Regions from separate parts of the Homo sapiens genome. Here region 2 is linked to region 1. Evidence: chromatin contacts called from ENCODE Hi-C or POLR2A ChIA-PET data. All regions are on one chromosome and are shown on one strand. The core of a region is the stretch at or near the end of the contact, and the rest is flanking DNA. Distances in the headings are between cores, read along the strand shown. Region 1 holds the start of RHOF (ras homolog family member F, filopodia associated). Region 2 overlaps BCL7A (BAF chromatin remodeling complex subunit BCL7A).

The links. A loop is a pair of places that touch in the nucleus more often than their neighbours do. ChIA-PET counts read pairs that join two places held with the same protein, here RNA polymerase II (POLR2A). Pooled maps may share reads with other maps.
Region 2: a loop to region 1 is called in a map with no recorded cell type, with 23 times the contacts of the local background. The contact joins the enhancer-like site here to the promoter of RHOF in region 1. A Hi-C loop is called at or near these places in 2 of 168 maps with a recorded cell type or tissue (PC-9 and sigmoid colon), 1 of 37 single-sample maps with no recorded cell type and 7 of 50 pooled maps. POLR2A ChIA-PET finds 5 or more read pairs at or near these places in 6 of 52 experiments (AG04450, BJ, Caco-2 and 3 more).

The regions. Positions count from the first base shown.
Region 1 is chr12:121,790,557-121,797,505 of GRCh38, reverse strand. RHOF (ras homolog family member F, filopodia associated) reads left to right here and starts at 3,818. Exons shown (of 5, transcript NM_019034.3): 1 at 3,818-4,010; 2 at 4,267-4,354. The coding sequence starts at 3,873. It overlaps LINC01089 (long intergenic non-protein coding RNA 1089), which reads left to right. Exons shown (of 4, transcript NR_152740.1): 4 at 1,264-2,239. It also overlaps a transcript of SETD1B not described here. RefSeq lists enhancers at 1,824-1,993, 2,289-2,829, 3,374-3,423, 3,370-3,910, 3,916-4,747 and a silencer at 3,904-4,443.
Region 2 is chr12:122,051,829-122,058,777 of GRCh38, reverse strand. BCL7A (BAF chromatin remodeling complex subunit BCL7A) reads right to left here. Exons shown (of 6, transcript NM_001024808.3): 5 at 3,852-3,973. Among named protein-coding and RNA genes, the nearest start is that of LINC02985, 8.0 kb to the left of the region's middle. RefSeq lists an enhancer at 3,386-4,000. Within about 2 kb of position 4,262, at least 4 of the 41 ENCODE cell types and tissues checked have a DNase peak (open chromatin) inside an H3K27ac peak, as active enhancers do.

The DNA.
Region 1 (6,949 bases), core at 2,569-5,068:
TCTGCTTTGGTCCCTCTTCTTTCTTTGTCCCCCCACCATCACCTCTTGGGGCAGGGAGGGTGAGGCAGTTTGTCCTCCTGCTGCTGTTCCTGCTGGTCCCTCGAGGGCGCCCCGCCCACCGGTCACCCAGCGAACGCGGGGCGGGGCCGCTGCTGGCGCTGGGCCCCAGGGCTTGCAGAGAGAGGGCCACGCCAGCGGAAGGGCCGGCCAGGAGGTGGCAGGACTTGCCTTACTACTGAGTCGCCGGCATCCCCGCCTCTTCCGGCCTCTCCGCCCGGAGCCCTAGCGTGGAACATGACCTTTCGGACCCTCTGGGTGGAGACACAGCCTCTGCCTGGGCTGTGCAGTGAGGTGGCACCACCATCTCAGGTCGTCTGGCCCAGTGCATCTGTAGCTGGCATGTGACTTCCAGCAAGCTCCTGCCCCTGAGCGCTGGGAGGAGCAGGTCCAGCAATAATTTTTTTTTTTTTTTTTTTGAGACAGAGTTTCGCTCTTGTTGCCCAGGCAATGGTGTGATCTGGGCTCACCGCAACCTCCGCCTCCAGGGTTCAAGCGATTCTCCTGCCTCAGCCTCCGAGTAGCTGGGATTACAGGCATGTGCCACCACGCCCGGATAATTTTGTATTTTTAGTAGAGACAGGGTTTCTCCATGTTGGTCAGGCTGGTCTCAAACTGACCTCAGGTGATCCGCCCACCTCGGCCTCCCAAAGTGCTGGGATTACAGGCATGAGCCACCGCGCCTGGCCGGACAATAATGTTTTGAGCTGTTGCTGAGTCTGGCTTTTGTGACGGGAACTTTTAGCACTCAAGGAGTGGCCTTGTCTCTGGCCTGTCCCCGAGTGCTCATGGGCAGCCAAGGCCTGGGGACTGCTCAGGCAGGGTAGATGTATTTGCCAGGCCAGCTCCCGTCCCTGGGACCTCAGGGAGTAGCTTCATCCCTGAAGGCTGAGTGTCTTCTGCCTCATGTGGGTGGCCCCTCTGCAGGGTTCTCAGGCATCCAGGGAAGTGGGTGCCACAGCGTTGCCTCCAGCCTCACTGGGGCTGGCTGGACTTTGCTCTGACAACACAGCAGTGGCTGGGCCCCTGCAACTCTCCAGGGCTCAGTTTCCCTGTTGGCCGCACTATGGCATAGGCCCCTGTGTGGACACCGATGAGCTGACCCCACAAATGCCACCCGGCCGCTCCCCCAGGCTTCAGTGGCCTAACAGCTGTTGTGTCAGGAACCAGCTTAAAGAATCTTTCTTGCTTTCTCAAACTCTCCAGGAATTCCTGGTGACTGGAAGGGGGAGTGACTCAGGCCCTCAACCTCTAGCAGGTAAGGGAGCTACCTCCTGGGTGGGCATGCCCAGTTCCTCAGTGGGCCCAGCGCGGCCCAGCCTCCGAGGAAGCTCTGAGCAGCTGGCTTGGCTCCGAGGTATTTTTAGCTACAGATCCAGCCCCCCTCCATCACCACAACAGTCGAGTCCAAATCAAACGCGCTCCAGGCAGGTGGGGCTGGGGTTCTGCCAGCCTCCTGGCCAGCAGGGGTGGGTGGGCAGACTGGGGCCAGTATCAGCTGTTCTGCCTGGACCCAGGCCGGGCTGGGAAGGCACACTTGTGCTTATTTCCCGCCTCCACTTCTGTGCAAGCTTGTGCTGTCATAAGCAGAGATCACAGCCCCATTTCTTGGATGGAGAAAGTGGACACTGAGGTCTGAGGCTTTTGAGGACAGTCAGGAGCCCTCCTATGGGCTCCAGTGATGCACTCACCAGCTTCTGGTCCTCTTCTTCCACCTCTTAGAGTGCCTTGGCTCCCTCCTGTCGTCCTGGGGAACCTCGGCCCCAGCCCTGCCTCCCCAGCCAGTCACAGCTCCTCCCTGGTCACCCTGAGGGAGCTCAGGGCCCGGCTGGTAGCTGGGTTGCTCTGCTTCTGTCCCCCACTCCTGTGGAGCCTGGCAGGCAACTCCATGATCTGACCCCGGTTACCTTGACAGCCCTGCCTGGCCTCCCCTCTCATGGCCCAGCCACCCCAGAACCTGAAGAGGTTTTCTAGCTGCCGTGCATTTGCCAGGCTGGGTTACCCACCCTACTTTCCCTGCCTGCCCTCCAGTGCTGCCAGGCCTAGTGTGCCAGCCAGCGCTCAGCCTTCAGTAAAGGGTTCCCCTGCTTCCAACCTCCATTGCACTGCTTCCCCTAAGACTGTGACCTCCTGGAAGGCTGGAGCACAACTGCCTCTCAATAAACGTGTTGCAAAAAAGGAATGGATGAGTTGCTGTGCATTTGTCTAGGGGGTGCTTGACCCAGGAGATTACCCTTTGCCCAGTGCCTGAAGAGGGCGTCCACTGAGAACCTGGGGTGCCTCCCCGGCCTCCCCTTCCCAGCTCTGCTGTGGTCTTGGGATTCTGTGGGCGGTCGCTGCTGCCCTCTGGTGGTCAGACCGTGCCTTGCTTGCACTGTGAGAACCTTGACCATGGAACTGCCAGGTTGGCGGTTTTCCTCCACGAAGTGAGGTTTACATGACCCTTGCCGAGACCTTGAAAACTGGGAGTCTTCGGGGTGGGGTCGCCAGCAAAAAGATCCTGAGTCCTGCCAGCCCCTATCTGAGGAAACTACGAAGGCCACTTGCCCCCAACCATGCTGCTGTTGGGGGTTTTGTTAGAAATGGGCTCTTCCTACCCCAGCTGGTAGGATCCCACTCTCGGCCATGCTCTCGTGCCTGTCTGCCGTGGACCGGCTCCAGGGGGGGGTCCCTCTGCCACCCTGTCGACTCATCTGGGTGGTGCAGAGGGCAGTCAGCCCGCCCAGGGTGAGGAGTAAGAGGAGGGGTGGGGGTTACGGGTAATTCAGCCAGCAGCCCTGATAGCACTGCCTACAGTAAGTGCTCAACAAATAAGCTGTTTTGATCAGGGGATGGGAGAGTTGGGGGGATTCCTGGGATGAAGGACATGTGGCTGCTGGCAAGGAAACGCATTTTCTTACATTTCTTGGTGGGTGTGGGGTTATCAGTCTCCAAAGCTCCAGGAGAGGGACCAAGTTGACTTCAACTAGAGCTACTCCAACCTGCCCCTCCCTGACGACGTCTTGCGTGGTTCACGCCTCTGGCTCCTGCCGGAAGGAGGCGGCCGCCCCTAGTGGTTTCGGGCCAACCTGCGCCCGGAGCGGCCGGCGCCGAGGCGATTGCCCGGCAGAGGGCGTCAGACGTCCACCCTGCAGCCCAGGGTCGGGGTGCGGGTAAGCGGAGCCCAGTCCCTCACCCCGAACCCGCGTGCACGCTGGCGTCCCTGGCCCAGGCGAGGTGGGCAGACATGACTCTCGCGTCAGCATCTTCCCTGGTGCCACCGCCGCTACCTCCTGTGGGGAAGCTGAGGCCAGAGGCGGACATGTGCCAAGCCACACCGCTGGGGCAGTGCAAAGTTGAGGGGCTCTTCCCGGAGCTGGAGGCCGGGGGCTTCTCGAACCCGGTGCGGAGGCACAGCCAGCCAATCCGGGAGACCCTGTCTGGCCGCGCCAGCCAATCAGAGGGTCCCTGCCGAAGGCGGAGCCTGCTAATCAGGGGCACCTGGAGTCGCTGGGCAGCCACGATCGGGTCTCGCCGGCGAGGGGCGCGACGTGACGCGCGGAGGGTGGCGGTGGGTTGGGGGTGGGAGCTTTGCTCGCAGCTGAGCCCCGTTTTTCCGGTGCTGCAGTATCCCTGGGACTGAGAGCTGAATACCCACACCCAGGGCTGAGACCTTAGCAGAAAGGAAACTGAGGCTGGGAGGTCGGCCGGGAGGCTGCCTGGCGGAGGCGGCGCTGCTCCGAGTGGGCGGGGCTGGTTCCGGCCCCGCCCCGCCCCCGACCTCTTGGCTCCGCTAGTGCCCGGCGCGCCGCCGCCAGTGCTGCGGGCTCCGGGCAATGGATGCCCCCGGGGCCCTGGCCCAGACCGCCGCCCCCGGTCCGGGCAGGAAGGAGCTGAAGATCGTGATCGTGGGCGACGGCGGCTGCGGCAAGACCTCGCTGCTCATGGTGTACAGCCAGGGCTCCTTCCCCGAGGTGAGGCCCGCAGCGGGGCTGGGGTGGGGGCGAGGGACGCCCCTTACCCTGAGCCCAGAGCCCCGACCCTCAGTCCCCAGCGTCCCGAGCACGGACAGGCGGCCGCCACCCCGGGGCGCCCCCTCGGGAATTCCAGAGCCCAGCGGGGTGAGGGGGGGCTGATCCGGGACGAGTGAGGGGGGTGGACAGTGGATTCAGCTGGAACTTTGGCCCCCGCCGGCCCCACTAAGGACCAACCCGACCCCCTCTCCCGCAGCACTACGCCCCATCGGTGTTCGAGAAGTACACGGCCAGCGTGACCGTTGGCAGCAAGGAGGTGACCCTGAACCTCTACGACACGGCCGGTGAGTGCGCCTGCGCGCCGGGGGGCCCGAGGGTCCGCCCGCCCGAAGGGTTTCCCCTCCCGGGCGTCCCCCACTGGGTGTCCCCGCCCTGCAGCCTTGGCAGGGCCTTGGCCGGCTCTTCACTCCTGGAGGCCGCTCAGGGGCGCTGGCTGCGGGGCCCTAGAGGCCAAGCCCTATACGTAAGTGGAAGGTGTTTGGAGGAGGAGGTGAACTCTGGGGCCACCCTCCCAGCTCTGTGCTGAGAGCCCACAGCTCGTTCCTCTCCTGTGGTTCTAGAAAGCAGTGGGCTGCTCTTGGGCCTCCCATGGTTCCAGGATTGCTGCGCTACCTGCTGTGGTCTCTGCAGACTCTGTGAGCTGCAGATTTGAGTCCCTTGGTGCTCGGATTGCCTGGGCTGTGTGTCTGGGTCCTGTGGTTCTGGGATGCTCCCGGCTGCAGATCAGCCTGTGGCTCCAGGGCTCTGTGGCCTGCGCTCTGCAGCCTGAGGCTCTGGGGTCCTGTGGATGCGAGTTCTGTGTCTGCAGCTCCCAGGATTCCACGGCTTGCAGTTGGTGGTTCTGGAATTGCGTGGCTACAATTACTTCTGTGCTTTCCTAGTTCCCTGGGACAAAACCAGACAGTGTAGAAAATGAACTGAGGAAGGAACAGAGCACTGGGGGCAGGGGCCCCACACCAGGCTCTGCCTGCCACCTGCAGGCCCCCACGGGTGGTTTACGGATTTATGTGCAATTGCTTGGGAGTCGGTGTTGTGAGGGGTGGGGACAGGAGAAACAGTCAGTGGGAGGACCCTGACTCCCATCTGGGCTTCATCAACATTGGGGACCAAAGGTTGAGATCCCCAGGTGGGGCCTCACCCCACCTCTGTGACTCAGTGTTTAGTGACCTGCAGGGAACCACGTCATCCGGTGGCCCTCTCCGGCCAGCCAAGCCTTGTGTGTGTGAGGTGAGGTCAGACACTGACCTAGGATGGAGCCAAAATCCAGACACCTCCACCCCCACCTAGACCTTGGAGAGGACCCGAAAAGGGGCTGTCCTAGCTCAGAGCCCCCCTCCATTCCGACTTCAGCAGGTCCTATCGTGGCCTCTGAGGAACCTGTCTTTGTGGGATGTGGGCCCTGTAGGGCCAACCCCAAAACAGCGCCTGTCTCTAGCCCCTGGTGAGCTGGGAGAGCTGAGGCATCAGAGGAATTCCCGGGGCGTGGCCCGGGGGTAGTAAAAGTCATGGTCTGGGACACCTTTACTCTCATGTTTCCTGTGCAGTAGCCAGGGAGGGGCAAGGTCATTGACCCACTTTTTGAGTCAAGTGCTGCTGGGTGGAGACATTCACAGCAACCCACTGCCCTGCAAGAGGTCAGGAGGTTTTTTCTTTCCTCCTCCTCTGCCATCAGGGCCTCCCCTATCAGGTCCCGGGGTTCACTGTTCAGGGCAGCCTCCACATCATAAGAACAGGGATGGCCTTTCTGGCCTTGCCCAGAGAGAGATGCTCAAGGAACATGTCAGAGTAGATTGAGTTGTGGAGATTCTGGAAAGCTGCAAGTTGCTGTAGGAAGAATTTGTGCTAAGAGCTGCTACCAGAGGGATGGAGGAGCATCCCCTGCTACAGTCACCAGAAGCAGGCGACCACTGGCACCATGGGGATCCCATCCATGGTCCCATCCTGTTCCTGCCATCCTCTTTGGAGTCAGATCTGGGCTTTGACCCCAGCTCTATTGGCTACGTATCATTGGGGATGTCTGGGCCTCAGTTTCCTGATCTGTCATGAGCACTAAGAGGGTCATGAGGATTAAATCAGATTAATATATGATGTCCACCAGCCTGCCCAACATGGTGAAACCCCATCTCTACTAAAAATCCAAAAATTAGCTGGGTGTGGTGGTGGGCACCTGTAATCCCAGCTACTCGGGAGGCTGAGGCAGGAGAATCGTTTGAACCCGGGAGGCAGAGGTTGCAGTGAGCCGAGATTGTGCCATTGCAGTCCAGCCTGGGTGACAGGGCGAGACTACATCTCCCAGCACTTTGGGAGGCTGAGGCAGGAGGATTGCTTGAAGCCAGGAGTTCAAGACCAGCCTGGGCAACATGATGAAACCCCGTCTCTACTAAAAGTATAAAAATTAGCCAGGCGTGTTGGCACATACCTATAGTCCCAGCTACTCGGAAGGCTGAGGCAGGAGAATTGCTTGAACCCAGGAGGCGGAAATTGCAGTGAGTCAAGATCACGCTACTGCACTCCAGCCTGGGCAACAGAGCGAGACCCTGTTTCAAAAAATAAAAATTAAAAAAAATTAAAAAGATCCTCCTACCATCCCTGCCCAGCCCTAGCTCAAGCCTGTGCTTTGGAATCTACGGTGCCATGCCCCAAGCTGACCCCCAGACCCTGCTGCAGCGGGGAGATCTATCTTCCCTGGCAAGTCTCTTCCAAGCAGCAGAGAAGCAGGGCTCAGGGGAGGTGGCTAGCCTCACAGTCTGACAGACCCCAAGGAGGGGCACCCAGGGAGAAGAGATCTGGCTGCTCCCTGTAGGGTATCCCCCCGTGACCAGGGAAGGCTTGCTCATAGGAGGAAATCCCCTGGTCAGTGAGTGCCACCAGGGAGAGCC
Region 2 (6,949 bases), core at 3,013-5,512, 260 kb before region 1:
CTCATTCAGACTGGACCAGAAGTTGCTGTTATCAATCTTCCCATCTATGATTCATTGCTAGGGTGATTACTTGTGATTATTGTTTCAAGTTCACCTTTCCAAGTTCTTGTTTTTGTTGTTGAGATGGAGTCTCACTCTGTTGCCAGGCTGGAGTGCAGTGGGGCAATCTTGGCTCACTGCAACCTCCGCCTCCTGGGTTCAAGTGATTCTCCTGCCTCAGCCTCCCAAGTAGCTGTGATTACAGGCACGCGCCACCATGCCCGGCTAATTTTTGTATTTTTAGTAGAGACGGGGTTTCACCATGTGGGCCAGGCTGGTCTCAAACTCCTGACCTCAGGTTATCTGCCCACCTCGGCCTCCCAGAGTGCTGGGATTACAGGTGCACACCACCATGCCTGGCTAATTTTTTGTATTTTTGGTAGAGACAGGGTTTCACCATGTCTCCATGTTTCACCATGTTGGCCAGGCTGGTCTCAAACTCCTGACCTCAGGTGATCTGCCCGCCTCACCTTCCCAGAGTGCTAGGATTACAGGCGTGAGCCACCGCACCAGCTTTTCCAAGTTCTTTTTATAATTTTTTTTAGAGACAGAGTCTTGCTTTGCTGCTCAGGCTGGGGTGTAGTGGTCATCATAGCTCACTGCAGCCTCGACTTCCTGGTCTCAGAGGATCCCCCTGCCTCAGCCTCCTGAGTAGCTGGGACTATATGCATGTGCCACCATGCCCGGATGATTTTTTTTTTTTAAGTTTTTTGTAGAGATGGGGTCTTGCTATGCTGCCCAGGCTGGTCTTGAACTCCCGGGCTCAAGGGATCCTCCTGCCTCAGCCTCCCAAACTGCTTGGATTACAGGTGTGAGCCATGATGCCTGGCAATCTCTGCAAGTTCTAGGCCATCTCCCAGAGGCCCAGACCCACTCTGCCATGTAGACTCCTGCTCCTGCAGGGCTGGGCACAGTGCCTGGTCTGGGCTGGACTCTCAGCATTTGCTGGGTATACACATATGTGTGTGTGTTATTCTGGGGGAAAGGGTCTGTAGTTGTCACTGAATTCCCATGAAACCCAGGACACCAGAAAAGGTTTAACACTCACTCATCCATCACACAATTGTCTTGGGCCTCTCAAACCTAACCTGTCACCTGAGACCAAACTCCTGACCGCAGCCATCCTAACTGGTGCTCCCCATCAGCCTGGGAGAAAGACCCAGGCCTGGACACCCCCTGAAGCCACCTCTCCGCCCGCACCCCCCCTCCAACCCGGCCTCTGGCCTGGCTGATGGAGCAGCCTGCTTGTGGCCAACAGGATGGCCCCAGCAACCTTCCTCCAATAGAAACCACAACTTACAAATACAAAGCATTCCACAACTTTCCTACTGACTTCTGAACAAACCCAGTTCCTCACCAGGACCAAGAAGGCCCTAGTGACAAGCCTGGCCCACTTCTTCCCTCATCAGACCATTCTCTTCCTCACCCACCAGGTTCTGGCCTCCCCGGCCACCCTGGCCTCTCTTTCGTTCTTCAAGCTGGCTCCTGTCTTGAGGTCTCTGCACCTTGGTCTGCCCCTGCCTGGAGAGCTCACCGTCCCAGCCTGGGCCCCCTTCATGTCCGGCTCACAGCCAGCCCCTCCCTGCTGACGCCAGCCACAGCACCCTCTACCCATGGCCTGTTCTGCTTCTTCACGTCACCCTGTTTCACTCTCTCACGGCACTTAGTGGGACTCTGTGACCTACTTGTGTCTGCTTATCCTGAGCCCATTGTCAGCCCCACTGTGGCAGGCAGGGATTAGGTATAGCCCCTGGTCCATGGTGGGTTCTCAGAGATAAATGTTGCAGAGGAGAGGCCTCGAGTAGGACATGCGATGGACTTGCAGAGACAGTGACATGAGCCCCTTCTGGGGGACCCTGGGAGCAGGGATCGCAGGGAGTCAGGAAGGCTACCTTTCTGTCCTTTCTCTCCTTTTTTCTGTATTTATTTTTTTGAGACAGGGTCTTGCTCTGTCACCCAGGCTGGAGGGCAATGGTAGGATCATAGCCCACTGCAGCCTTGAACTCTCAGGCTCAAGCAATCCTCCCGCCTCAGCCTCCAGAGTAGCTGGGACTATAGGAGCGCACCACCATGCCTGGCTAATTTTCTTTTTCTTTTTGTTGGAGAGACGGGGTCTTGCTATGTTGCCCAGGCTGGTCTCGAACTCCTGGCCTCAAGTGATCCACCTGCCTCAGCCTCCCAAAGTGCTGGGCTTACAAATGTGAGCCACTGCACCCGGCCAAAAACGTATTGCTTGAAATGTCAGGCTGTCTGCTTTACTGGAGTACATCCTCCATGTCACTCACACACCTAGCTCTGTGGACAATATGTGTGTCGGTGTGCCTGTGAAAATGGTGGAAGAGGCCCAATTTTAGGTCTGGGTCTCCTGGAAGCAAGAGTGTGGGGTAGTGGGGGCGATGTGAGAATGGGGGACTCCTGGCATTTCCAGGTACTGCGGGGGAGCATTGGATACTCTCAGGGTATGGATCAAAGTTTCAAGCTGAGCTTTTCTTCTCTGAGATCAAGAGGCCCAGAGATCCCAGCCGACAACTTTGGTCTTAATATAAATCACCAGGCTTTGGTTTCTACTGTTTTTAACCAGATGGGCTCATGCTACGCCTGCGGATCTGCAGCTTGCTTTTCTCACTGCACGCTGCAAGAATGTTTATCAGAACCTGGAAGGCACAACCATGCTCTTCTAGATGGCTGCGCCCTAGTCTGTCTCAGACAAGACCCCAGATTTCCCTAAGCAGCCCCTTAGAGCTAGGGCATGTGGAGGGGGTTCCATGGGGTGAGGTTCTGGAAAGGGACCTGCCAATCAAAGGGTTTAAAGATTTTGAAGTTGCCAGGCGCAGTGGCTCACGCCTGTAATCCCAGCACTTTGAGAGGCTGAGGGAGTGGATCATTTGAGGTCAGGAATTTGAGACCAGCCTGGCCAACATGGTGAAACCCATCTCTACTAAAAATACAAAAATCAGCCAGGCAGAGTGGTAGGCACCTGTAATCCCACCTACTTGGGAGGCTGAGGCAGGAGAATTGCTTGAATCCAGGAGGTGGAGGTTGGAGTGAGCCGGGATCATGCCACTGCACTCCAGCCTGGGTGACAAAGTGAGACTCTGTCTCGAAGGAAAAAAAGTCTAGAGGATTTACAGTGAAAAATCCTAATAGTGGTCATGGCCAATGACACCTCTGCATCTTGTGTCCGCTCCATGCTAAGTGTTTTACCCAAGTTCTCCCATCGAATCCTCACGGTGGCCCTAAGACAGTTCCGTGATCCCATTTTGGGAGCTGGGATTCAAACTTGGGCCCGACTCTGGGAGGTTTGCTCCTAACCACCGGGCCCCACTGCACCTGTGCTGACTCATTCAGACCAGATTCCAACACAGAGTGATGCCCTGGAGAGGGGCCCATGCAGTGCAAGTGGGGCCAGCAGCACCGCTCCGTCGGAGGCCCCACCACTTAGGTTTCTGAAGTCTTGTCTTCCCAGCTCTAAAGGTCACCGATCTGGGGATCACTGAGATGAGGCAATGCCTGTGTGAACCTGAACAGACAAAACGTAGCAGCCGAGGCTGGGTTCAAGGTCCCTTCATCCTCCTCCGACCCAGAGGCTCCTTGAGGGCAGAGGCCACAAGTCTCATTATCCCTCGGCCCCAGAGCCCAAGGCAGAGCCCAGGACTGTGTTCATGGACATAGCCCAATGGACAAATGACAGTTCCAATGGTCCAACGACAAAACAACAAAACACAATGACGAAACACCTTTCAACGTACCCCCGACAACCCAATGGGCTCCCGGCCGATCTGGCTGCCCCTCTGAGACCTCGAGCGAGGTACCTGAGAGATTGCAGACGTCTCTGCGGCCAGACCCGAGTCTCCAGACGGCTGCCGATCTACTTTCTCTGAGCTGTTCATCGAATGTTCCATCGAGGACTGTGAATTCTGCTCATCAGAAGCATCTGAGGGAAGAGCAAGACGACAGGAGCTGTTTTCAGACACGTGAGAGGCGGGGCCGGTGGGGCCAAATACTGAAAATACCTTGAATCGGGTAGTTTTGGGGCCAGTGGTCTTTGAAGGCTACAATGAGCTGGGGGGCTGGAGGGCTGGGGAGTCTCCTGTTGATTTTTCAGTGGCGCTGTTTCCAGCAGCCAGGTCACACACGGACCCTGGCGTCTGCAACCCTCTCCTGCACACTTAGCTGCTGAGGGCCCTGGGAGGCGACTGGAGGAGGCTGCAGTCTCTGTGCTGCGTGCACCCAGCACCCCCTGGCGGCCGCAGTGCGCACCAACAATCATGGCTGTCAATTCCTCTCTCCCGCAGCCAAGGTGGCTTCGTCCTAACCTTTTGTAAACATTTCTCTTAATAATATGGGTATTTGGCCGGGCACGGTGGCTCAGGCCTGTAATCCCAGCACTTTGGGAGGCCGAGGCTGGCGGATCACGAGGTCAGGAGATCGAGACCATCCTGGCTAACACGGTGAAACCCCGTCTCTACTAAAAATACAAAAAATTAGCCGGGCGTGGTGGCGGCGGGCGCCTGTAGTCCCACCTACTCGGGAGGCTGAGGCAGGAGGATGGCGTGAACCCGGGAGGCGGAGGTTGCAGTGAGCCGAGATCGCGCCACTGCACTAAAGCTTGGGTGACAGAGCGAAACTCCGTCTCAAAATAATAACAATAATAAGGGTATTTTTCCGATTGCCAGAGCAATGACTGACCATTGCAGGAAACAGAAAAGTACAGAAAAAATAAAGTTAAAAATCACCTGTCACCACCCAGGGACCACCCCACTAATGTTTTAGAGGATTAATTCCCGTCTTTCCAGTTTCCCCTCCCTCCATGCGTACAAATTTTCTCCTCTTCCCAAATGGGGGTCATGTGGTATTTCGGAGGAATTCTTCATGTCTTTAAAGGTTCTTTAAATATCACAGCTTACAAGATGGCCGCACACCATTCCATCAAGGAATCGCCAGTAGAATGAACCCAGTTATTCGGGTGATTTCTCATGCCTGTCTTCCTGCTGCTCCACCCCAAGTTTTCTTTAGCAGAAGGAAGGTGCAGGCTGGATGGGGCGGGGGGGTGGGTGCAGCTTGGGAGGAGGCAGTGGCGGCAGCGGTTTTTCCTAAAGCTTACTGGACACAGAGCCAGACACTCGTGAAGGGGCAGCAAAAATCCTACCCGAGGCCCGGACACCATGGTACCCTGATGTTAAAAAGCACACACGAAACGAATCCTAGAGAATGCCTGTGCGACCAAGACTTCCCTGCTGGGGTTTCTGAGGCAGAGTAATAACAAAGGGGAAAATAACCCATGCTTAAGTTTAAAAGCAAGCAGGCAAGATGGGAAGAAGAAGGAGACAGTGCAGGGCCTGGGACAGGCCGGGACACAGAGGGCGGGGGAACGGGACAGCAAGACCCTCCTTCCCAGGGAGTCTGAGCAGGGTTGACACTTACTTCTCAGACTAGGAGCCCTGGCCGGGCGCGGCGGCTCACGCCTATAATCCCACCACTTTGGGAGGCCAAGGCAGGCGGATCACTTGAAGTCAGGAGTTCAAGACCAGCCTGGCCAACATGGTGAAACCCCGTCTCTACTAAAAATACAAAAATTAGCCAGGCATGGTGGTGCACGCCTGTAATCCCAGTTACTCGGAGGCTGAGGCAGGAGAATCGTTTGAACCCAGGACCACCTCCTGGATTGGGAGCCGAGATCATGCCACGGCACTCCAGCCTGGGCGACAGAGTAAGACTGTCTCAAAAAACGACAACAACAACAAAAACAGGCTAGGCACGGTGGCTCACGCCTGTAATCCCAGCACTTTGGGAGGCTAAGGTGGGTGGATCGGCTGAGGTCAGGAGTTTGAGACCAGCCTGGCCAACATGGCAAACCCCCCCCCCCCCCCGACTAAAAAAATACAAAAGTAAGCCAGGCGTGGTGTCGCGCGCCTGTAATCCCAGCTACTTGGGAGGCTGAGGCAGGAGAATCCCATAAACCCAGGAGGCGGAGGTTCCAGTGAGACAAGATCATGCCACTGCACTCCAGCCTGGGTGACAGAGTGAGACTCTGTCTCCAAAACAAAACAAAACAAAAAACAAAACAATAAAAAAACAAAAAGAAAGAAAACATTATGCTGAGTGAGAAGTCAGACACAAAAGGCCACAGAGTATATGATTCCATTTATATGAAAAGTCCAGAATAGGCAAACCCATGGAGACAGAAAGTTTCGTGGTTGCCCTGGGCAGGGACCCAGTGTTGCTGGGGAAGGGAGAAGTGGAGAATGATTGCGGCTGGGTGCAAGGTTTCTTTCTGGGGTGATTAAAATGTTTTGGAACCAGATAGAAGTGGTGGTTGCACAACCTTGTGAGTGTACTGTCAGTGAATTATTCACTTAACCTGGTTAATTTTATGTGAATTTCATCTCAATAAAAAGAAAAATCACCCAGGTGTAGTTGCTCACACCTGTACTCCCAACACTTTGGAAGGCCAAGGTGGGAAGATAGCTTGAGCTCAGGAGTTTGTGAACAGCCTGGGAAATATAGTGAAATCTCATCTCTAGTTTATTTATTTTTTTTTTTTAAAAGAGAGGGGCCAGGCCAGGCCAGGCGTGGTGGCTCACACCTGTAATCCCAGCATTTTGGGAGACCAAGGCAGGCAGATCACTTGAGGTCAAGAGTTCAAGACCAGCCTGGCCAACATGGTGAAACCCCGTCTCTACTAAAAATATAAAAAGTAGCTGGGTGTGATGGCAGGTGCCTGTAATCTCAGCTACTCGGGTGGCTGAGGCAGGAGAATCGCTTGACCCCAGGAGGCGGAGGTTGCAGTGAGCGGAAAATCGCACCACTGCACTCCAGCCTGGGTGACAGAGTGAGACTTTGTCTCAAAAAAAAAAAAAAAAAAAAAAAAAGAGAGAGAGAGAAATCATGTTATTGTTATACTCTATTT